Linked DNA regions of Homo sapiens: region 1 is linked to region 2. The links are chromatin loops, found by intact Hi-C in ENCODE. Cell type or tissue: B cell. All regions are shown on one strand. Each heading gives the region's core, and the rest is flanking DNA. Links, peaks and the distances in the headings are about the cores only. Region 1 overlaps GALNT2 (polypeptide N-acetylgalactosaminyltransferase 2). Region 2 overlaps GALNT2 (polypeptide N-acetylgalactosaminyltransferase 2).

Evidence for each region. Peaks named below come from ENCODE experiments on the same cell type or tissue, not always from the same donor. Only the 100,000 strongest peaks of a DNase experiment are listed, where the experiment ranks them.
Region 1: it touches region 2 in a loop (2.9-fold over the local background); 3 of 110 quality-filtered maps call a loop at or near these places.

The regions. Positions count from the first base shown.
Region 1 is chr1:230,202,830-230,215,557 of GRCh38, reverse strand. It overlaps GALNT2 (polypeptide N-acetylgalactosaminyltransferase 2), which reads right to left. Exons shown (of 16, transcript NM_004481.5): 3 at 12,268-12,421. Among named protein-coding and RNA genes, the nearest start is that of GALNT2, 140 kb to the right of the region's middle. In B cell, for the core only: no CTCF peak of the experiment used is centred there; a DNase peak (open chromatin) is centred at 6,627; H3K27ac peaks cover 4,329 bases.
Region 2 is chr1:230,113,567-230,126,294 of GRCh38, reverse strand. All of the region lies in intron 1 of GALNT2 (polypeptide N-acetylgalactosaminyltransferase 2), which reads right to left. Among named protein-coding and RNA genes, the nearest start is that of GALNT2, 53 kb to the right of the region's middle. RefSeq lists a silencer at 1,779-2,073 and enhancers at 2,815-3,024, 3,035-3,164, 11,846-12,728. In B cell, for the core only: CTCF peaks have their summits at 5,067 and 5,269; DNase peaks (open chromatin) are centred at 2,934, 5,244 and 7,647; H3K4me3 peaks cover 110 bases; H3K27ac peaks cover 1,351 bases.

The DNA.
Region 1 (12,728 bases), core at 4,237-9,236, 88 kb before region 2:
ATAAAACACTCAGGTGTTTTTCCTGCTTCCAGTGACAGTAAAGTTCCTTGCTGTAGACCAACCTACTCACTAAAAGCAACCAGAAATTCGGGATGAAATACACTGAAGAATCTATTTGAAGGCACTAGAGAGCTAGCAAAGCAGCCAGGTGTGAGGTCAGGTTTCCAGAAAGGAGAAGCACCTAGAGAGGAAGGCCAACATTCTCTGATCCTCTTCCCCTCAAACGGCATAGAGCCAAACGGCCGACTGAGCCGAGCAGAAGCGATGGTCTTGTAGGTGCAGAGCCAAGTGAAAGCTTCTGGAGGTGCTGTGGAGCTGTGGAGGCCAGAAATGGACTTCAGGGCTTGCTGAGGAAACTGGGCTCTGATACATATCCCAGACTTCCAGGTCGAATCCCACAGGGCTACTTCCTAGTGGCAAAAGAGAACTGGAAACTCACCAGCTCTCTCACAAAAGACCGAAACCCAGCTTTATACCAGCTCAATTCCAGACTTGATTAAGGTGACCTGCCCTATTTTAACTGCCTGCCAGAGAACAAAACTAAATCCTCTTTGGAGGAAAAAGTCAGTGAGAGCCCTGAAATATCTCGGTATTTATTCATACACAACAAAACACAATCACTGAAATGAAGAATTCAGCAGTGGATTTAAAAGCAGACTAGACAGAGCAGAGGAAAGGATCAATGAACAGGAAGCAGGCCAACAGAAATATATCCAGACTGAGACACAGGGAATCAAAAAGAATAAAAAGTACAGAAAAGAGCTTATGAGGGACAGAGGAAACGCAGAATTATCTAACAAAGATGAAATTAGGGTCTCAGAGGAAGAGGAGACAGAACTGCAGCATGGCAAAACTGACAAGGCATGAAGCTCAAGAGTCAGGAAATTCCACAAATCCCAAACAGGTTCAGCACAAGGAAAACAACTGCTAGGCATATTATGGCAAAATTGCTGAAAAAAAGAAATATCTGAAAAGGCAGCTGGAAGGAAAAGTCAAATGTCTTCAAAAAGAACAAGACTAACGGTAGACATTTCGCCAGAAACAACAAAAAACAGAAGACAACTGAAAGACAACGTAAAGGTGCTGACAGTCACTGTCAACCCAGAATTTCACAGTCAGTGAAAAGACTCTTCAAAAACAAAAGTAAGCCGGGCGTGGTGGCTCACACCTGTAATCCCAGCACTTTGGGAGGCTGGGGTGGGCAGATGGCTTGAGGTCAGGAGTTCAAGACCGGCCTGGCCAACATGGTGAAGCCTAGTCTCTACTAAAAATACAAAATTGGCCAGGTATGGTGGTGGGTGCCTGTAATCCCAGTTACTTGGGAAGCTGAGGCAGGAGAATCACTTGAACTGGGGAGGCGGAGGTTGCAGTGAGCTTAGATCACACCACTGCACTCCAGCCTGGGCAACATGAGCGAGACTCCGTCTCAAAAAAAAAAAAAAGTAAAGTTAAGATGTTTTCAGACAAACAAAAGGATACAATTCATTGCCAACATACTGGGACTAATAGAAATACTAATGAAATACAGAAGGAATATGGTCTTAGGTAGAAAAATAGAAATATAAGAAATGAGGAGCAATGGGAATATAAATATGTGAATAAATCAAAAGGATATTTACTGCATAAAACAATAAAAGATATCCTATAGAGTTTATAAAGAAAGAATTAAGCTAAATGACAACAAGAGCACAAAGGGCTGAAGGTAAGTGGAAGGTAAATTATTAGAAGGTCTGTGCATTGTCTAAGAAGTAATAAAATTATTCATTTACATTAGGCTCTACATGTGGACTTACTAGTCAAGAATTTAGCAAACCAACAGAGAAGAAAAAACGTAGGAGGATGCAAGGGAAAAAGAAACACAAAGCAGGTGGAACTAAGAGAACACAACCAGTGAGATGTTGGTGTTAAACCCCAATAAACTAGTACTTACATTAAATGTAAAAGAACTAAATACACCATATAAAAGATAAAGATTGTCACAGCAGATGAAAGTCCAAAATCCAACTATAGGCTACTTACAGAAGATACACTTTAAATATAAGGACATAAAAAGTTTGAAAGTGAAAGCATGGGAAAATGTATACCATGCAAAAACATGAAACCAAAGAAAGATGGTGCAGCTCTACTGATATTGTAAAACAAGAAGCATTACCACTGACAAGAAGTGCATTTCATAATGATAAAAGGGCCAGTCTACTAAGAAAATAACAGAAACTCACAAACAGGTCTAAAATAGAAAGAACAGAGCTCTGTTGTAAATGGTCTAGAGGTGGTTAGGTTATCCTTACTAGGCTACGTAATTGCCTGTTTCCTTGTCTGCCTCTCCGGGAAGACTACAGTTTCTTGACAACAAAGACGATCCTCATGGTCATCACTGCATTCCCAGGATGATGGCAGAAAGAAAAGACTAAAGAGTAAAGAAAGCAAATCACACAACTCATTTAGCATCATTGTGCTTTTGCCCAAACCATAACCCAGAGTTACAGATGGGGAAACTGAGCCACACATGTGGGCAGCCACTCAGGGGTTAAGCTTTGAGAATACGTTTGCTAATGATCTTTGAAAAGGAGACTTGAAACGGGCCCTTCAGAGATGCCAACATCGACACAAACGAAATCTCTACAGTCAAATCAATACAGTCTACTTATACCAGTCTCAATGCATTCTTTAATTCAGACAGAGAGAAGGCCTGAAATAGACCAAAAAAAAAGAGGAAACATATCAAGGGAAGAAAAAGAACGGTCTGTGGTTGAAACCAGAAGTTGGTTTTATAAAGACACAAAAAATAAAAACAAAACATAAACAAGCACGCTGATGAATAATGACATGGCTTTGGTGTGAACTGTGCATATCAGATGCAAGTTACAACCTGGGATGAGTTGGTGGGGGACCCGTTAAGCAAGGAGCCATTATTGCTGGCCACTTCCCACTCCCCACATCTCGTATATCTCGCTGAGCCTGCCAGCACCCTTCCAACAGCAGGCAGAGATGTCACACTGACAGGCAGAGATGTCACACTGACTGAACACACAAGCAGTCTCACTTCCTGAACGGCATCAGCAATGTTCCAAGGGAACAGAAATAGAGTGCACTCTTCCAATACATTTTCTTCGAGAATCTGAAGCTGGAAAAAGAAAAACAACCCCATTTCTTCTCCATTTCTCAGCATCCCATCAACGTGTGGCCAGCTTCCCTTAGGAGGTTGTTTGGCTGCAAGTTACCAACACCCATCTCTTCCATTTTTTAGGTGCATTCAGGCCTCATGCCAAGACTCATGCCTAAAAGCCGGGAGTATGAAAGACCCTCTGAAGAGCGGACAGTAAGGGAGCCACAACTGTTAGACAGAACCCTGAGCCCAGGATACAGAGTGCTCCAATTCCTCCACCAGTGAGCCCTGTTAGAACTCAGGCAAGTGGCTCACCTTTCTCGTCTGCCTCATAGACAAGTGATAAAACTTCATGGCTTAGTAACTGTAAAATCCCTGGGGACTAAGGCTCTCTAGATACAAGGTGGTGCCTTATGAGGCCCCGGGATATCCTAGCTGCCTGCCTCTCCCCAAACATGTTCCAACCGACAATGTGAAAAATGAGAAAAACAACCTCTGCTCTGCAAACTGAGCTCACATCCTGCCGAACCTGACTCCTGTGTGCAACTCTTCTACTTTCTGGAAGTGGGGTCTGAGTTCCGAGCCTTCTGGGAACTGGTATACGACATCATCAGAAGTATAGCATCCCTACCCACTTTACAGGAGTGTGATGCAGAGTAAATAAAATTTTTTATTTTTAGAGATAGAGTCTCACTCTGTTGCCCAGGCTAGAGTGCAATAGCATGATCATAGCTCACTGCAACCACAAACTTCTGGGCTCGAGTGACCCTCCCCTTTCAGCCTCCCAAGCGGCTGGGAGTACAGGTGCACACCACCACACTAGAGTAATTGTTTTTTAAGATGGGGTCTCACTATATTGCCCAGGTTGGTCTCAAGCTATCCTCCTGCTTCAGCCTCTCAAAGAGCTGAAATTACAGGTGTGAGCCACTGTGCCCAGCCTTAAATAAAATTAATGCACACAAAAGGCTGAGCATGGGCCTTGATACCAAAAAATGTTCAATGAACTGCTTTGTTACTGTGATTATTGAACAAGCTTTTAAACATTCACTGTTACACCACACCCAAACTCCACCTGCCCCACGGCCACAAATGCCAACAAAGCCAGAACAGCTAAGCCTAGAGAAGCGCCTGTCCCCACCTGTGACACCCCGTGTGGCCTCCCATCTCCTCCACCAGGACCCTGTGGTGCGGCATACAGAGTTGGAGTTGGGCAGCAAATTGATGCGGGAGGAGTGGGTGCTCGGGCCAGCTCTACCATGGAGCAGCGGTTCCGTCACAAGAATCTCAGGAGGCCAGCGGCGCATGTTTATGAGACGCCGCGAGCTGCCGAGAAGTACAACATAAGGACAAAGCTCCAGCCCTGCCTGGGTCTCCAATCACACTCCCACTGGGGAGCTGTGTGGATTTCCCTAGATCTTCTGCCCCCCTAAAAAGAAAACTCTGAGTCCCCTAATAGTTGCCTTAGCCAAAGCCTCCCTCCAAGCTGGCTGACTTAATGCTGAAAACCTTCACTTGGCTTCAGCAATGTTTGTTCTTCCAGAATAAGAATGGGAAGTTTGGATTTTATCTTTCCCCACAATCCTTAATCCTGATTAGCCACTCTTAAAACAACTGATATCAATACTGACATTCCAGTGAGAGTAAACAGCACAACCCAGGCCTTCAATGTCTGCCCTCTTTAAATGCCCCTAAAAAATAAATAAAAGAATACACCCTTAAGAGCTTTGACCTATGTTTTGGCTGTGTTAAAGGCAGACATTTCAAAAGTGGTCAAAATAGAGTTCTTTAGTAATTCTTCTAAACAAAGGGTGAGCCACTATAATCTGTAACTAGAGTAAAAACAACATATTCTTGACTTAAAGATAAACCGATTAGATGTACAACTTGGACACACTCCTCTCAAAGAAGGTTCCTTTGTAGGGAAATGGTTCAGGCAGTGGTATTTCAGCGTGAGACACAAAAATGTTTCAAAACCCCACATTTTAAATGTAGTGGTGGCAAGGCAGAGAAAAGCTTTCTAATAACTAAACGTTTGAAACCCAAAGGAAACCTGTTTCTTTAACAAGCAGTTCTTGTTTTTAAAGGATTTAATGAAACAAGTCAAAAGGAACGGTGTCTAGTTGACAGGGGAAAGAAGAAAACAAAGAAAATGGTTTCCCCCCTAAAGGTTGATTTCATTTTACATCTGTAAATAATTTCAATGTAAACTGTCCCAAGTTTTCCCTAGTAGAGAGAAAGAGATTTCATAAACTTCCTGGGTTCCTCTACTTTATTTTCTTATCAGATGCATTTCCAGGCAAAAACAATCAAAACCCTCCTGGAAAGGAGTTTGGATCCCGGAAACGCTCCAGCCTGACGACACTCACTTCCTAAGCGCAGCACACTCTAAAGAAGGCATCAAGGGGATGTTACCCCAGGAACCTCTGAACCAGACAACACTGGGGAGAGGCTTCAGAAGAGCTTAAGAGAAAATGAAGGCAAGTGTTACCCAAGTCATTTCAGGATCTGGCTGGCCGGTCCTCCCACTGGCCTGCCGGTCATGCTGTATCGTTTCCACTCTGTATTAGTCAGCCTGGGCTGACAATACCACAGACGGGACCTTAAACAATAGACTTTTTTTTTTTTTTTGAGACAAGGTCTTGCTCTGCCACCCAGGCTGAAGTGCAGTGCAGGCTCAGCCTCCTAGGCTCAAGCCATCCTCCCACTTCAGCCTCCCTTGTAGCTGGGACCACAAGTGTGAGCCACTATGCCCAGCTAATTTTTGTATTTTCTTGTAGAGATGGGGTTTCGCTATGTTGCCCAGGCTGGTCTCAAACTCCTGGACTCAAGCGATTCACCCGCCTTGGCCTCCCAAAGTGCTGGGATTACAGGCATGAGCCACTGCACCTGGCCCAACAATAGATTTGTATTTCTCACAGCTCTGGAGGCTGGAAGCTCAGCTCAAGGTACCAGCAGATCTGGTTCCTGGTGAGGCCTCTTCCTGGCTTGCAGGTGGCCCTGTTCTGCTGTGTGCTCACATGGTAGGGAAAAAAATCTCTCTTTCCATCTTCCTCCTCCTATAAGGACACCTGTCCTGTAGGACAGGTGGATCAGGGCGCCACCCTTTAGGACCTCCTCTAACCTTAATCACCTCCACAAAGGACCTGTCTCCAAATACAGTCACTCTGGGGTTTGGGACTTCAACGTAAGAAACTTGAGGGGGCACAATTCAGTCCACAACACACTCATACTTCCATGCGGCTGCTAGTCAGAGGGACAGAGACTTCCTGTGGGGCCTGTATGGGCTACAAGGCTCAGGAGGTGATGGCTTTCAACCTGCTTTTGAGGGCTGGCTGATGGAGAAGGCAGGTATGACTCAGAGCAATAACAGAAAAAACAAAAAAACAACTTCAACATGCTTTTTTTTTTTTAACTAATGGGGGGAAATAAGTAAATGAGGGCTTGACAGGAAGCCCTGTGGCCATTTGGGTAGGACAGTCTCTTCAATGTGCCAGACCAACCTGGGCTATACGAAATATGTGGCTTCATTGGGCCCTGGTGGTAAATGCCAGGAGCACCCCACGGGTATTCTAACAACCCCCGATCCTCCACCCCCACATTTCCATCTTCGCTCTGGGTGGGTGGCACAGCTCAAGGCTGAGAACCACTGAATTAGACACTCCCCTGAGGCTCCTTTTAGCTTCACAGTCGCATAGCTTCATAAAATTATATCTCCTGATCACGGGAACACAGCCTAAAATAGTACGCAATCTACAGTGTTAGACTGTCCTCAAGTGTCAGCCGTTGGCTCCAGATTCACAGCTAAAGATCTCAATGTTGGAATCGTCCAGGGCTCAGGCCTTGGGCCTCTTCTGTCTGCATCCATTCCCTTGGGCTTAACACCCAGCCTCACGGTTTTAAATACCATCCATACGCTGAACATTTCCAAATTTACATTCCCGCTAAGACCTTCCTCCTGAACACCAGACACATATCCCACCACCTACAAAACAGGTCCACCTACACTGAGCAGCATTAACATGTCCACATTTCCCTACACCTGCTCCACTCACAGCCTCCCTATATCTCAGCTGAGGAGACTGCAGGTCTTCCCTTGTGCCAGCCACAATCCTTGGCACCCTCTTCCAAGCCATACCCCCCTCCAGTCCATTAGCACATCCTGTTGGCCCCACCTTCAGAATATAGCCCACCAGACCACTTCTCACCACCACCAATGCTACTTTCCATTACCTTCTGCCTGGACAGTAAGAACAGCTTCCCAACGCAGAGAGAGAGAGAAAAAACAAACACTTACTACAAAAAAGAAACTTCAGAATTCCCATTGGTTTAATTTGCTTTTAAGTCTTGATAATTTATTTGAAATTTCCAAGCAAGAAGATTATTTTTTTAAATTGAGAAACCATGCAGAGATCACTGTTAGAGGTGAGGGATATCCCAATTACCCTGACTTGATCATTACACATTGTAGACAGGTATCAAAATCTCACATGTACCGCCAAGATAGATAACAACTATGATATATCAATTTAAAAATAAAAAGAAAAGAAATGGTGCTTTCAAAACTAGGATGGGGCTGAATGCCGTGGCTCACACTTACTATCTCAGCATTTTGGGAGGCCAAGGCGGGAGAATTGCTTGAGGCCAGGAGTTTGAGACCAGCCTGGGCAACACAGTAAGACCCCATCTCTACAAAAACTTAGCCTAGCGTCATGATGCGCACCCACGGTCCCAGCTACTCAGGAGGCTGGGGCAGGAGAATCACTTGAGCCCAAGAGGGAAAGGCTACAGTGAGCCAAAATTGTACCACTGCAGCCTGGGTGACAGAGTGAGACCTTGCAGAAAGAAAAGAAAAAAAAAATAAGATGGGCTATCATCTTTCTAATATCTAAGAGGACCTAATATATCTTATACATAGTATTTAGTATTTCACTCACAGCTGGCTTTTGTGTGCTTCCTGATTCCATGTAAATATTTCTTCTTGGTACAATATATACATCTAGAAAGGTAAATAAAGCATAGCCCAGAGTTTTTTGTTTGTCTGTTTGTTTGGGAGGCTCTGAAGCCTTATTCCTTGTATCTATCCTTCAGGGTAATAAGGGGTGGATTATAATCGCAGTTTTCCAGTCCTGGGAGAACACAAACACAATGAGGTTATTTGTGTGTGGCCCATCTTGAGTTCACAGGACCTTTATACTTAAATATCCCCCTTTCCTTCTCCTGTATTCTTTTATGATTCTTCATATCTTGCATGATTTATTGGGCACTCAATATATGCCAGGCACTCTGCTAAACAATTCACTCACTCAGCAAATACTTATTGAATTTACTGAGTGCCCGGAGGTGTCTGAATAACAACCCTGGATACAATAACTCACTATTCGGAAGAAAAAAATAAGTAAAATACACAGTGTGTGGGTGGTGAGAGGAACTGTGGAGAAAAATCAAGCAGGAAAGGGGGACGGGAAGTTTTGGAGTGGGGGTCAGGGGGTTGAACTCCTAGGGAAGATGGTCAAGGGATACCTCACTGAGGTGGCTCAGGGGAGGGGCAACCAGCCCATGTAAACATGTTGCTTAATCTTCATAGGTTACAGATGGAGTAATGTTCTATCATCTTATAGATGATAAAGGTCACAGAATTAAGAACTGGAGGGTCTGAGATTTTCAACCCAGGTCTGTAGGACTCCAAACACCTCATTCTTAATTACCCTCCACCTGTACTGCTTTCAGATTTATCAAAACTAAAGACTGAATTCTACTGTGCAAGAATTTCTATTGATCAACACGAAGGTAGATACTGCAGAGACAAAAAACATTTTATACAGAAAGGTCAAATTCTGAAATAGCTCCCCATTAGATATATTGGGAGAGAAATTCAAAGAGGTAACCCAATCTTCTTAACCTGACATTCAACAAGAATGGTAATTCTAGAGCTTACACTTTGAGACATTAAATCGGCTCAGCTCTAGGCATCCAATTGACTATGGATAGACTTTAATTTAGCCCAAATCCAACAAATGTGGAAGGCATCCCAGCTGCCCCTTTAACACATGCAAATGAACATGACACACTGGCTGGAACTAAAATTAAACCCACCTAAAATGCATCCCACACTGTGGGATGAATATTCAAACATCTGTTTGGACAAACTCATATTTCAAAAACTTTGAAAAAAAATATACGTACATATAGTTTTGGGGACTTTGTAGGGACTTGCAAGGGAGGCAGATGAGAAAGCCAGCCCACATGCTGATGAGCCATGAGAAAGAACACCATTCTTCTCTCAGCTCACAGGGTAAGTTAAGTATGTAAAGATAAAATCTTGTGGGAAAACTAGCTCTTAACCCACATGGTGAAAAGAAATTCAGACCATCTCATGGAGATGTCATGCCAAGCAGTCGACTGAAGTCATCAGGGAAGATTTCTGCACTAGATTCTGCTAGACTTTATTCCCCTGAGTTTAGGCCAAGCCCTTCTTAAAAGCTACACGGACGCTTTCTGGTCTTCAGTCAGTAGCTCTTAATCACTGGGCAAGTTATCAACATTCCGGGCACCTCCGTTTCCTCTCTGTGTATGAAGATAAGCTTCAAGCCTATCTTAAAGGGTTGTGTGGATTACGTGGGTGGGGGCCGGAGAAGCACCTGGCATGGGCTGCTTGGCCTGGTTAGCCTGGGGATGGGCTGGTGGTGGGGAAGTACACACCTGGGACCCTCTGGAAAAAGTGAAGGACCCTGTCCCCAGAAACGCACCTACATATACACTTGCGATCTTGCACACAGCTTCGGCCTCAACACTTTCACAACATCCCAAAGCCCATGCATGGCTCCCTGGAGGTCCTTGGACCCCAGGTTGTCACCCCTTATTTTAGATACAGTACTAAACAGTTAGTCAAGCTGACTTTAACCAGGACAGCATAAGGACTGAGTAGAGCTGGCTTTAGAAAAGAAATTAATGGATGACAGGAAACATTAATCAAAGACAATCTTTTGGAGTGGAGTTAGGAAAATGATGAGATTCTTACTATTATATAAGATATGTATGTTTACATATACTCATATGTATCAGATATTAACACACAAACACACACACACACTTTTCCATGGCCCTAAAAAAACTGTAAAGCTACATATTTCTTAAATATGAGCTGGAATAGGTGAACAGAGCTGACTAGAACCCAAAGAAAGCTGTTAAGAAAGGAAGCTCCTGGCAGTTAACTGGCACCTACACTGTCCATAAAGTCCTTGAGAGTAAGAGAGAAAAATCTTCTTTCACTGTATGCAGTGTGTGTGAATGTAGTTTCACTGGCCATTTGTCTCTCTCCAGCTCTCCCTCCCCCATCAATCCCTGAAACTCCAGCCCGTGAAATTAGACACTTGCTGGCTCTCTGGGAGCCCCATGCTTTCCTGGCAGGGCTTCTGCACTTCCTTCTTCCTGGGTGTCCCCACCCAATTCACCGCTCTTGGGACCTGTCCTGACCCTCCCACCCTCCTGAGTGCCTCAAAAGTATTCATGCAAAGTAGACTGCCCAACCCATGGAGCTACACGACCTCACTTCCTGGTGCACCTGCCACCCCTAGCAGCTGGAATGGGACCAGATTTTTCTGGGTGAAATGCTAGGATCCGAGCACAGAGTCTGACATATGGTAGATGTGTAATCTATATTCCATTCACTGATGAATGAATGACTCTAACTTAGCAGGAAGATATACCAAGCACCCAGGAAAACAGCTGCCTTCAAAATGCAGCTCCTTATTTTTTAATAATCTGAAACAAGACTAATTCACTGAGAATTCCAATGTGAAAGACCTCCCAATCAAGGTTCTTATCAGCAAACTTACAGGTATGGGATAACAATGAGGGTTATGCATATCACTTTCCTGATAAGTGGTGACAAATACTCTTTTTAAAATGCCTACCAACCTCCTGAGCTGAGCTTCATAGACCCCAAAGTACCCTCCACTCTCAAGATCTTTGAAGAATAAAAAGGGGTGGGCAAGGTGGAGCATGCCTGTAATCCCAGCACTTTGGGAGGCCGAGGCGGGCGGATCACTTGAGGTCTGGAGTTTGAGACCAGCCTGGCCAACATGGTGAAATCCCATCTCTACTAAAAATACAAAAATTAGTCAGGTGTGGTGGCAGGCAGCTGTAATTCCAGATACTCGGGAGGCTGAGCCACAAATTGCTTGAACCTGGGAAGTAGAGGAGTAGAGGTTGCAGTGAGCCAAGATCACATCACTATATTCCAGCCTAGGCAACAGAGCAAGACTCAGTCTCCAAAAAAAAAAAGAAAAAGAAAAAGAAAAAGAAGGAGGTCAGGAGAGCAGTGGTTCATGTTTGTGATTCCAGCACTTTGGGAGGCTAAGGCGGGAGGATCACTTAAGGCCAGGAGTTCAAAACCAGCCTGAGCAAATGGAGAGACTTCACCTCTACCAAAAAATAAAAATAAAAAATTTTAAATAAATATTATCTGGATGTAGTGGTGAATGCCTGTAGTCCTAGCTACTCAGGAGGCTGAGATGGGAGGATTGCTTGAGCCCAAGAGTTTGAGGTTACAGTGAGCTATGATCGCACCACTGCATTCCAACCTGGGTGATAGAGGGAGACCCTATCTCTAAAAATAGAAAGAAAGATGTGGACAAGAGCCCTTCCTTTAGTACAGGGTGTGGAGATGTGGCACCTGTCCCTCCTGTGTTTCTGCTCAATTTAACATCTATTGTGCTGGGTAGTTCATTTCTCCTTTCTAATCTTTAGAACATTTCCAATATAAGCTGTCACAATAAGCAGGAATTTAGATTTTCTTCCTCCAAGGTTGGGAACAATGACAAATTTTGCATTTTTGTGAATGGATCATAAAAATAACAAGTGATCACTAAATATAAAGCCAGTCACACAACTCTCTTTCTGACTTCCACGCTCTGGCCAGAAACCCACAGCCTCTGCACACTGCCACAGGGCACCTAAAGACTAGAGCTGAATCTAGAACCATCCTTCCACTGCCTATGGATGAAGTTCCATTGCCATATACCTCAGGATTTTTCCTAGTTTTACAACACACATTCAATTTCCCAGAGTAATGGAGAAGTTCTAGTGTCACAGGTGAAAGCGACGTACTGGTTTGTGTGAAAGCAAATGAAGCTGCAGCAGGTGCTTAGTGGGGTACTTACTGGTCATGCCGGGTGTCAGGGATGGCTCTGTCCATTCGAAGCTTATCACTCTCCACCTGGTTGAACTTGTTGCGGGCGTAAGGGTCCTGCCCGGAGCGGACCATCGTCCCTCCAACATAAGCTTCCTGGTTAAAGTCTGGCCACCGTACTTTCCCTAAAAAGAGCAGAGCAGAGGGTAGGGATGAGGGAAAATGTGACCAAGTGCTCATCACAGAGACTGCAGTAAGTGTTAACTCCAGAAATCACATCCATGGCTTCTTTATATAGTGGCCATTTTAAACAACAAACTAGCTGAAAACAGCACAAGCAAGCATCATCCTGTCTACAACCCAGAGAATAGGAAACTGCAGGTTTGCCATTTACAGCATGAAAGTTAAAGGCCTGGTGTACAGGCATCTGTCCAGTGAACAAAGTAAGATCAAAGTACCTGTAACTGTGGCATCATTCATGTTTTCTATAAA
Region 2 (12,728 bases), core at 2,873-7,872:
CTGCCCCCGCCGAACTGGCCCTGCCTGTGTCTCCACTCTGGGTGTTCCTACAGCCCTCTCCTAGCACAGCAACCCCACACTCCTGCTCTGGGAAGTTCCCATCACCATCTCCACAGCTCTGCTGGGGTTGCCCCCACACCCCTGCCCCCACACACTCATCTAGGGAACCTCATCATTCTTCAAGTGTGGCTCAGGGTTTCTGTTCCAAAAGGCCTCCCTGCTCCTCGCTCCTCTTTGGCTGTAGCCCACACACCGTCCTCTGAACTCTGGCCTCCCCATGCTTGAAGGGTCACTACCTGTCTGTGTGCTGCCTCCACCCAACCTCTGAGCACTGGGTGGGGAGCCACCTTCCTTCGTATATTCACATGGAATGAAGAGAGGAAAAGAAAGACAGGAGAGAGACATTGAAACTCTGCCAATAATCCTTTCTAGGAGTGGCACACATTCCAATCCTGGAGAAATGATGACATGAGGCATGGCAAGAGAGTTTTAAGAGAGTTCAGCTTTTCACTTAAACAGAGTACTGGGATGTCACTGTTGGAAAGTGCTCACAATTTCTCATCTAAGCCGAAGTTGTCTGTTCTCCTTCCTACCTTAACAGTTTCTCACTGCCTGAAGGCAGCTGCCAAAACCCCTCTAAGCAAGCAGCACTCTTACCCACCAAAATCTATGACCTCTGATGAGAAACTCCCACTATCCCTTTGTACAACTTCAGATTTTGTCAGCATTATTGACGAAATCCCACAGATACGATATTACAAGATACAAAATTTAAGACACGATCTTGGCTGAAAGACTCACGATCCAAACGCAGTAAACCTTTCATCTCTCCTTATTCACTCTGCCTTTAATTTAAAATATGTGACGCTGTCAAACACCAGCCAGGCCTCGCTACACTCCTGAGGGAGGGGTCGCTAGGAAACTGCAGAATTTGAGAAACACAGGGACATTCTAACCAGCTATTCCTTCTTTCTCCCCACAGCCCCCTCCCTTCTCTGGCCTGTACAACTTCCTTAGTCCCATCTCTGTTACTCTGATTGTGGGAAAGGGATCCTGCACTCTAATTGTGTGATGGGTTATTGCATCTTCATTTATGAATTCTCTAATCTGGTATTCACTTTCAAACACTTGGCCCTCTTTGGCAGCCAACAATGCATAACCAGGCTTGGGAAGCCTTCACATTTGACAAGAATAGAGAACAACCGCTTAGCGGAGACCAGGTTACACGTCAAATGGACTCTTTCCAGCTTCATCAACAAATAAAGCAAAATCTGAGTGCAGGGCTGAGTGTAGGCTGTTTGGTGGAAGAGAACAACACTCTTGAAAACAGCCAGCGGTGCAGACACCAGGGTGTGCTCCTCCAGTGTTTGGAGGGCTGATTAGTGCACAGTAACCACAGGGCCACAATCCTGAGTTACTAACCACATAGCTGGGTTCTCAGAGAGAAAGACCACATTCCCAGACAGGCCACACCACCCTAGTCTGCCATGGGGGTAATGCAGGTGGGACCATCACGGCAGGTCCCACCCGTCCCCATGACTCCATTTTGGTTGCTGAATTCATGAGAAGGACTCAGGCCAAAAGAAGGTGGGAGGTTCCAAGACTGTGGCTTTTATTTCTCCAAGGATCTGCAAAACTTCAGATTGTTCAGGAACAGCAGGAAAATGTACTGCCTTGGTTCCAAATCACTCCAATGAGAAGTGCTGCCTGCCTCCTCCAAATACCTGGAGCCAGGGAATTACTCCCATTAGGCCCCACCATAGTTATTTCTGGACATGATGCAACCTGAGAGATTTTTTCATGCCACAGGTAGATTTAGGGAGAACTCAATTATATTTTCCTTGCTTTTTAGTAACATTAACACGCCACTGGTGACAAGGGGACATTCCAGCTTGCCACAAGTCCAGTACGACCACAGATCAGGTCAGAAGGGCTCTTGCGGGTGATAGACAGCTCTTGCAGCAATGTTTTGCAACACACCAGCACACAACATGCTTAAGAATTGGTGTCTCTCCCTCTGCTGTCTCCATGTCTACATCAAAATTAAAGAGAAGAAAATAATAAAATTAACCCCCAGAAAGTACCTATCAGTACTTGCACTTAATTCATTTCCACCTAAATCCAGGCCGGGTAATATTCTTGACATTGTATAGATCTAATGACAATGTCTTTACTTCTTTTTAAAGTTGAGCCAGGCACGTGACTGGTTTAAAGGCCACTTAGTCCAAAGGACAGGGAGTCATATCTTCAGGTCATCCTCACGTCACTATCCACATGCTTTCATTAAGTGGTCAAAGCTGTACGTTTGAAGCTACAGAGTTCACCAAATAAACAGAATGACTAAGAAACCAAAACCAGGTGTTTTCACATTTTTAGAGTCCCCTGACAGTGTGGTTCGGGGGTTTGGTTTCTGTATCACATCTGCTAAGTGTGCAGGTCATTTTCAAAACCACGCATGCTGAGAGACTAGCAAACAAAGGCAATGATCATGAGGTTAAAGTAGACAAAAGAAGGCAATTAAAACATTTCCACTACCCATCATATAGGAGAAGAACATAAGTACACCTGTTGCCTTCTAAATAAAATATATATTTTTCCTTTCCATAATCGTAGAAAGTAAAAAAGACTTAAGAAATGAAGTCAAGGTCTATTTCCACAAAGGCTCAAGCAAGACAATACCAAATGGGTACAAAATGAAAGACAACTGAAAATCAAAGGTGGAGTCGGCTCTCAGAGGTCTCCAAAGCTCGGTGTCTAAACTTAGCTGTGCGGGCAACACACACACAGACATACACAACCAGTATACGTCAGTTATTTTCGAACCCTGGAACTCACACAAAGACATGACCAACCTGCATGTGCCCCTCTTCAAAGTAGTCCCCTGGGGAGACCCTTGGTATTCCCATGATGCTGTCATCATTCAAAATATTTCTGGAACTCCCCTAACGGGTTGGCCCCCAGAGACAACAGCATAATGTTCATCCTCTAAAGCACATTTGTTTTTTGGAAACAGCTAACAACCACTTGGAGCCAAGCGTCACGAATAAGGCAGGTGATCAAGCTTGGAAATTTTGTTCTTGGTCAGAAACTCACAGTGGGCACCAAATGGCAAGTATAATTTCTCCTAAGGCTCATAGACTAGCTGTGACCACGATGCCAAAAGCAGAGGTTCAACAATGTTCTGAACGCTGAAAATAAGTGTGAAGTCTCCTAAACAGCATGCTTGAAACTCGCCACTTTGAATACACTTGTTCTGATTAGACTATTACAACCAGCCTTGTGTCTTTATAACAATGTCTTGATAAATCACTACTGCACATCCCCAACTCAATGTAGCCCCAAGCAAGTTATTAATAACAAGGGGATGCGGGACACTTCAACTGCCAATCAAGAGACGACAGGCCACAACCCTGCACAGAGATGTCTGCATTCCACAGGCAGATGTCAACGCCCAGGAGTACGTGCAGACATAAATATGCACTATACGCGTGTGCAGAGATCTATATATACACCACAGATTCACAGCTCATCCCAAATCATCCTTAGTGGGCTTATCCTAAATATAGATAATAAATTCATGTTAATAATAGCTGAGACCTTTAAAATGCTCTGAAGGAAAACACACACACACGGATGAACACACACACACACGTATGTACATGCACACACACACACACACAGAGCCACCCTTATGCATTCCTGCACGCTGATCCACTGTGGTTTTCTGGTTTCCTTATCCCTGGGGGGAAAATTTTGTCAAAAAGATACACCCAAGAAATGTAAGCTAAACACTGACAGAGGCCTTCCCTGGAACACTTGTCCCAACATGCTATGATTTGAAAAGATGAGGGGGTCACTGAGAGACCAGGTCGAGGGAGAGAGAGGAGCAGCGGAGCAGCCACTGATTTGGAGGCCTCAGGGCTTGGGATTTATTTAACAGATTTTCTGAACCTCAATCTCATGGAGAATGAATTCTTTCAAGGGAAAGCGATATCTTTTCTTTTCTAACCAACTACAAAAGAACTGGTCCACTAGCCAAATATAATCAAGTTTGGTTTGGTTATATAGTTTGCCAAATATAACCAAGGAAAGCACCAGCTGTCTGTCTACCCATGCTTGCGGGGCAAAGGTTTATGAGGAAAATGGCATTATCCCAGTTCCTGGCAAACAACCTGTTCATAATGTACAGCACCGCTCAGGAGGAAGGGTGAACACTGGATTCAAATTCTAAACCCACAGTCCCAGCTAGTCGGGAGGCTGAGGCTTGAATGGTTGAGCCCAAGAGTTCAAGGCTAGCCTGGGCAACAGAGTAAGACCCTGTCCCTTGAAAAAAAAAAAAAAAAAAAGCATAACAGTATTTAAATAAACTACAAAGGGAAATATAAATTTATATATCAAAAAATAAACGTTATAAGATAAATAAATACATTCTAAATCCCTCCTCCCCTCTTCTAGCTGTGTGACCTCGAGCAAGTTACTGATGCTCCCAATGTCCCAATGTCCCCTTTTTGGGATCTATGCAAAGTGGGGTATGCAAAAGCACTCATCCTCCTGGGGCTGCTGAAGGGACTGACTCCGTGGGCATGGAAAGTTCCCAGCACAGTCCCTGAGTTACAGTCAGCTATTATTGCTTATGATGATGGCAACCTACTAAAGGCAGACACTGATGTTCTCCTCGGCAAAAACAAAGCCTTGTGAAATGGACATCCGCCTAATTCTCCCCTCAAACCTTGCCTTGAGTATTCTGGAATGGTGGTAGGGTTCTCCTCCTCAAAGAAGTAACCCATCAGAAACCTGGCAGGGACAAAGAAGAGGGGAGTGAGGGAATGCAACCAGGATGGAGACAGAAACAAAAAGAGAAGGGAAAAATCAAGAAGGCAAACAGGGGAGGGCAGGAAAGCCAACAGAGTTGTCTGTTCACGCACAAAAGCCTGCTGGTGCTTCCTCCAGTGCAGGGAGCCTGCCCCACCGCCCGCCACGGGACTAAGACAGCGCCTCCTCAGGTGTGGTCCAGGGACCCATACAAAGCCTTCACAACCCCACAGGCATGTGCCAGCACACAGCAGGCAGGTGCAGCACCATGGCTCTTGCAGAAAAGAGGAAAGAGCTGGAAGTGACCTCCAGATCCCAGGGAATGTCAACAAGGAAGTGGCTCTATGCCATTTGGACACTGGCTGGAGATCATTGCGTTAAACATCCTCCCTTCAGAGGAGCATCAGGAAAGGGTACGTGGCCAGCAGGATGCAGTACCAGGGAGAACCACTTGGTGCGTACCATTCTAAGACATGTTTTCAATAAATCCGGAGAAAGATTAGGAGTCCTAAACCACAGTTAACCAATTTCTGGCCTAGTGTTTACATCAAAGTTTGCATATAAGCCACTCAGCCTATCAAAATATTAAGGAAGTCACTGGGAATTTTATTTTATCCAAGGGGTGGAAGCAGTGCCAACATGATCTAGCCTGAGATTCAGCTGTGTCTGGCCATGTGTGACGACCTGGGGCCACAGTCACTGGAAAGAAGATACCGGCAGGGCATTTAGTGTGTGCGGAGGAGGATGAGGGAAGTTTTCTCTCCCAAGCAGCCTGGGGAGAGGCCGAGGAGAAAGGAATGCTGTTGTTTGGGTGACCAGCCCTGGGGAGCTGTGCGTCCCTGAGTCCTGCGGAAGGAAGGGCAGATCGGAGCTGAGCAGCCATTTTCATGACTGATCTGCTGCTTCGTGTCCAGCTGGCACAGGCGACACTGGAGGGGAGAGGCCCGGGACTCCACTTAGACATGGAACACAGTGTTCCCCAAAGCCGACTCCAGGGATGTGTGGAGGTACCAAGAGGGTTTGTAGTTTGGCAGGTTTGAGAGGCAACACCCTTGGCGGGGACTGCCCTCTTCTCGGGAAGAGCCCTGGAGATGGCTGACATGGGAGCAGATGACATCCACAAGGCAGGCATCCAAGGGCATCCAAGGGCTGTTCCTGATAGGCACGTCCTGGACCCCTGGAACTGAATGGGTGGAACTTTGAGAAAAGACAGGGCAAGCTGGTTAACACTGTTACTATGTAACCTTACAACACCAGCTGCTGAGGCCTGGAGAATCCCAGGTGTAGCCTTTAACACCGCCCACTCACCCCCACCCCCACCCCCAACGCATGCAAGAGGCTAGTGAGGACTGCAGTGTATGGTGGCAGACGCTTGGAGATGCTCCGGCCAGGTGCCGAGGGCACAGGGGAGGAACAGGAAAGCAGGCCGCCCTGAGCCCAATAGCGAACCGCAAACGCTTCCCAGCACAGAGAACCAGGGCTCTCTGGGAAAGGCTGACTCCAGGTCTGGGGCAGGAACAGACAATGTGACCCCGGGAATCTTACCACAGTATACAGCAACACGGTCCTCAAAGGCCATGACAATCACGCCAATGGGATGTAGGGCCCACCTCAAGCAGCTTTCACTGACCAAAGCTGGGAAAATGTGAACCCTAATAATAATAACTGGAATAAGCTGAAATGCAAATGTGTAAGTCCACATAATGCCATAAAACCAAACAAGCAAAAAGCCCTATCTGGTTACCACTGACTAGAAACTGATAAATAAAAGGAAGAAACTGACATGGGTGTTATCTTTCCCCCATGGACAGTACCACCAGGTAAACAAATAGTGGGGGTGGGGGGAGTTCTCTTTATACAAACAGCCTAGCAAAGAAATTACACTCGCAGATAGAATTAAAATGTTACAATGTTGAAAGCCTAAAGAACTAGGAGATACAGACACTGAGTATCAATGGTTGCCTCCACCACAGAAACCCAGTGCCCTGTGCCTCCAGGTCCAAGAGTGCAGCACAGACCCCACGTGGCGAGCAGCCTCGCCCATCCCTCAAAGAGGAAGAAACAAATCAAATGGGAATCTCATCAAGGCTCTACACCCGACTTCACATTTGCAGGAAACAGAGCACGGAGGAACATGGAAAACTACCCCACGGAGACGCAAGCCACAAAATCCAGGCTGGAAAACAGTAAGGCGATTCCCAGCTCCCTTCACAAAAACCTGTACGCACAAGTCAATGAAATGACCAAAAGCAGAGGGAAAAAAGAAAACTCCGATTTTCCAAGAACCAGAGGTTGTATGAATCAACCACAGTCGGTAACTTTATATAAATCCTGAATTAAGAAAAATTATAAATACAGGTATAACATTTAGGAACCAAATGGAGATTTGAGCGATAATTAAATATGGATGCCCTTAAGGAACTTGTTAATTGTTTTTAAGTATGATTTATGGTACTGTGAGTTCAAACTATCTTTTAGAGACACACACTAAAATATTTATAGGTAAAATAAGATGATTTCTGGGGCCCATTTCCAGGGTGGTCATGGACAGGACAGGGCTGACCATAGGCTGATCGGATAAAGGCAGGGTGAGGGGCAGGCAGAGTTCATTATACTATTGAGTCTACTTACATATATTTGAACTTTACTATAATAACTTTTTTTAATTGGGCTAGTAGGATGAGAGGAAGGGCGTCACAGAGGAGGTGCCATCTGAACCGCATCTTACAGGGCATGAAGGCCGGACGATGCTCCCACCGAGACAGTGCGGGGAGGAGCCACGCGGGGAAGAACCGACAGCCAGTCCCCGTAGGGCAAAGGCAAAAAATAGTTGAGGCTGGAGAGAGGTGGGAAGAAGCCAGGGCTCCAGGGAGATAAGGAACCAGCCATACTTGTGCTTCTGGCCCTACAGGGACTCTGGTGACCCTGCAGATGGTGGCACTGATGGGACTATAAAAGAGAGGGGCCTCCCAGGAAGGCACCACAACAGATGTGGCTGCTATGTGTGACTAACCGCCCTGGTCAAAAAATAGGCTTGCACACTTTGGAAGACAGTTTGGCAGGATCTTACAAAACTAAACATACACTTTCTATACAGTCCAGTGAGCGCACTCGTTGGAATTTATCCAAAGGAGTTGAAAACTTATGTCCACACAAAAACCTGCATACAAATGTTCCTAACACCTTTATTCATAATTGCTACAATGTGAAACAACCAAGATGTCCTTTGTCATGATGGACACATCTAGGCAAATGGATTAACTGTGGTATATCCAGACAACGGAACAGTATTCAGTGCTAAAAAGAAATGAGCTCTCCAGTCATGAAAAGACATGGAAGAACCTTAAATACATAGGACTAAGTGAAAGAAGCCAATTTGAAAAGGCTACATACTGAATGATTCCAACATTCTGGGATAGGCAAAGTGATGGAGACAGTAAAAAGATCAGTGGTTATCGGGGTTGGGAGGGATGAACAGGGAGCACACAGACAATTCCAAGGGCAGCGAAGCTATTCCATATGACACTGCCCAGAACAGAGTGAGGCGGATGCTTTCATCAGACACGTATATCTTGCTTCACTGCACTTCACACTGATATGCTTCAGATACTGTGTTTTTTACAAACTGAAGGTCTGTGGCAACCCTACATCGAGCAAGTCTATCACTGCCATTTTTTCTAACAGCGTGTGCTCACTTCATGTCTATATGTCACATTTTGGCCATTCTCACAATATTTCAAACTTTGTCACTATTATATCTTATGGTGATCTGTGATCAGTGGTCTTTGATGATACTAATCATTTTGGAGCACCATGAACCATACAAAATGGCAAACTTAATGGATAAACATGGTGTGTGTTCTGACTCCCCCACTCACTGGCTGTTCTGCCATCTCCCTCCCTCTCCTCAAGCCTCCCTATTCCCTGCGATACCACGATACTGAAATTAGGCCAATTGGTAACCTTACAATGGCCTCTGAGTGTTCAAGTGAAAGGAGGAGCGGCACATCTCTCACCTTAAATCAAAAGCTGATAATGATTAAGCTTAGTGAGGAAGGCCAGTTAGCTGAGTGTGAATGCAAAGGAAAAGTTCTTGAAGGAAATTAAAAGTGCTACTCCAGTGAACACATGAACGATAAGAAAGCCAAACAGCCTTATTGCTGATACGGAGAAGGTGTGAGCAGTCTGGATAGAAGATCAAATGAGCTGCAGCATTCCCTTAAGCCAAAGCCTAATCCAGAGCAAGGCCCTTACTCTCCTCAATTCTATGAAAGCTAACCGTGTGTGAGGAAGCTGCAGAAGAGGAGCTGAAAGCTAGGAGAGGTTGACTCATGAGGTTTAAGGGAAGAAGCCACCTCCATACCATAAACGTGCAAGGTGAAGCAGCAAGTGCTGATGGAGAAGCTGCAGCAAGTTACCCAGAAGATCTAACTGAGATCCCTGATGAAGGTGGCTACCCTACAGCAGCCTTCTATTGGAAGAAGATGCCATCTAGGACTATCATTGCTAGGGAGGAGATGCCAATGCTTGGCTTCAAAGCCTCAAAGGACAGTCTGATTCTCCTGTAAGAGGCTAATACAGCTGGTGACTTTACATTGATGCCAATGCTCATTTACCATTCCGAAACTCCTAGCACCCTTAAGAATGATGTTAAATCTACTCTGCCTGTGCTCTATAAATGGAACAACAGAACATGGATGACAGCACATCTGTTTACAGCACGGTTTACTGAAGATTTTAAGTCCGTGTTGAGACTGCTCGGAAAAAAAATATATACTCCTGTCAAAAGACTACTACTGATCACTGATGACACACCTGGTCACCCAAGAGCTCTGATGGAGATGCACAAGGAGGTGAATACTGTTTCCATGCCTGGTAACACAACAGCCATTCTGCAGCCCATGGATCAAGCAGTAATTTCAACCTTTAAGTCTTGTTTAAGAAATACATTTTGTGGCCAGGCACAGTGGCTCACGCCTGTAATCTCAGCACTTTGGGAGGCCGAGGCAGGTAGATCACGAGATCAGGAGATCGAGACCATCCTGCCCAACATGGTGAAACCCCGTCTCTACTAAAAATACAAAAATTAGTTGGGCGTGGTGGTGTGTGCCTGCAATCCCAGCTACTCAGGAGGCTGAGGCGGGAGAATTCCTTGAACCTGGGATGCAGAGGTTGCAGTGAGCCGAGATCGTGCCACTGCACTCCAGCCTGGTGACATAGCGAGACTCTGTCTCAAAAAAAAAAAGAAAGATGTTTTGTAAAACTATAACTGCCATAGATAGTGACTCCTCTTATAGATCTGGGCAAAGTCAAGTGAAATCCTTCTGGAAAGAATTCACCCTTACAGTTGCCATTAAGAACATTCGTGATTCACAGAAAAGATCAAAATATCAACACTAACCAGAGCGTGGAAGAAGCTGATTCCAACCTTCATGGATGACTTTGAGGGGTTCAAGACTAGAGTGGAGAAGGAACTGCAGTTGTGGTGGAAACACCAAGAGAACTAGAAGTGGAGACGACAGATGTGACTGAATTGCTGCAAACTCATGATAGAACCTGGAAAAAGACATGGAAGAGCAAAGAAAGTGGTTTCCTGAGATGGAATCTATTCCTAGGGAACATGCTGTGAGCATGTCAAAATTACAACAAAGGATTCAGAATAAACTTAATTGACAAAGACGTGGCAGGGTTTGAGGGAACTGACTCCTATTCTGAAAGAAGTCCTACTGTGGGCAAAATGCTAAACAGCAACGCATGCTACAAAGAAATCTTTTGTGAAAGGAAGAGTCCATCAATGTGGCAAATTTCATTGTTGTCTTCTTTTAAGAAACTGTCGCAGCCACCACCTCAACCTTCAACCACCACCACCGTCATCAGTCAGCAGCCATCAACATCTGGGCAAAAAGACTATGACTCGACTTGCTAAAAACTCAGATGATCCTTAGCATTTTTCAGTAATAAAATATTTTAAAATTAAGATCCGTACATTGTTTAGGCATAAGGCTACTGCCCTATTCACAGACGGCAATACAGTGTAAACATAACTTTGTATGCACTAGGAAACCAAAAACTGTGTGTGACTTGCTTTACTGCCGTATTTGCTTTATGTGATGGCCTGAAATCAAACCCACAATTTTCTCAGACGTGTGTCTGTACATTTGTCCAAACCCATAGAATGTACAAAAGCAAGAGTGAACCCTCCTGTAATCCCAGCACTCTGGGAGGCCGAGGCAGGTGGATCACAAGGTCAGGAGTTCAAGACCGGCATGGCCAAGATAGTAAAACCCTGTCTCTACTAAAAATACAAAAATTAGCTGGGTGTGGTGGCAGGAGCTTGTAATCCCACCTACTTAGGAGGCTGAGGCAGGAGAATCGCTTGAACCCGGGTGGCAGAGGTTGCAATGAGCCGAGATCATGCCACTGCACTCCAGCCTGGGTGACAGAGTGAGACTCCATCTTAAAAAAAAAAAAAAAAAGAGTGAACCCTAATGTAAGCTGTGGACTTGGGAGACTTAAGGATGTGTCAGTGTAGGTTTGTGGACTATAACTCTTGCGAAGGGAAACTAATAGGGGAAGCTGGATGTTGGGGTAGCAGGTATACAGGCACTCTCTGTACCTTCTGCTCAATTTTGCTGTGAACCCAAAACTGCTCTAAAAAATAAAGCCTATTGAAAACAGATTTGCACGTTCTACATGGTACATAACCATCCATCTTTACTGCCATTAATGCCACACCACGTATTTAGCACCAAGATCCAAGAGCTCAATTCAGCGTTCTGGACCAGACTAAAAGGTGAGCTGAGTGCGTTTACTGGGTCAGCTGCATCATTTCCAGCCCGCAGGCCAGTTCGCCGGGTGGCATCCAGGACTTACGAGGTCAAGGGAATGTCTACCTGCTCCACCGCCAACGCTGTTTCCCCTGTTCATGTCCCAGCAGTGCCGGGTTCAGCCCAAGCCCCTCCTCTCGCTGAGAATCCCTCCTACCTCACTACAACTTAGAAATATCTTTCCAACATACAGACGTAATCGTGTGGGAAACGTCTGCCCATTTACAAACCTCAAGTGCCTCACTGAATTTCGCCAGTGAAATTCCCAAGTGACAAAGGATGAGATTTGTTCTCTTCTTCCAGGGCTCAGTCTTCACCAGGGAAAATTGACTTAGGAAGATTCCTTCACAAGGAATGGCCGGAAGCTACTGGGGGACAGCAGAGAAAGGAACGACTAAACCTCCCCCTAGAATGAGGCGCGGAAACACCAGGAAGACGAACTGAAAACCTGACCCTGAATGTGGCCAGAGGAATCACTGTGGCCCGTTTCCAAGAATCTCAGATTACCAGAGACACAGCTAAGTGGGCAGAAACCCCCTGTCCTAACAGAAGCCAGCTCCGAACTGAAAGGAAACACACGTCAAAAACGGCTTTCCTTAAAATGAGACTCTGACAGCCAAGGCTGGGAACGCAAGGGTTTTCATTCTATCACGTCAAGCACTTCACGGAGATGAAGTCCTTCATTCACTGCCTCACCCCGTGAGTCAGATGCTCAGCACATGCTGACGTTATTCTGAAAAAAAAAACAAAAAACAAATCCAATGACTTGCCCTGAGCCACAGCCATTGAGTCACAGGCAGAACTGGGAAGAGGCCTCGCTTCCCACATTTGGCAAGGCCAGTGACCCCTTCCCCGAAAAGACCTTCACAGAGATCATGACCTCTTTTATCTGATCAGGTGCAAACAAGCTGCCAACACTCCCTGGGCTTCTGAAGGCAAGGAGAAGAGCATCTGAAATCCCGCACGCTGTCTGTGCTGGGGAAAGTCCCAACAGGCAACATCAGCCCCAAGATACTCTGAGCTCCTCAAGAGCCACTCAGCAGCGATCCATCCCGTCCACTTCTTGAGCACTTTGCATGGGACACTGGG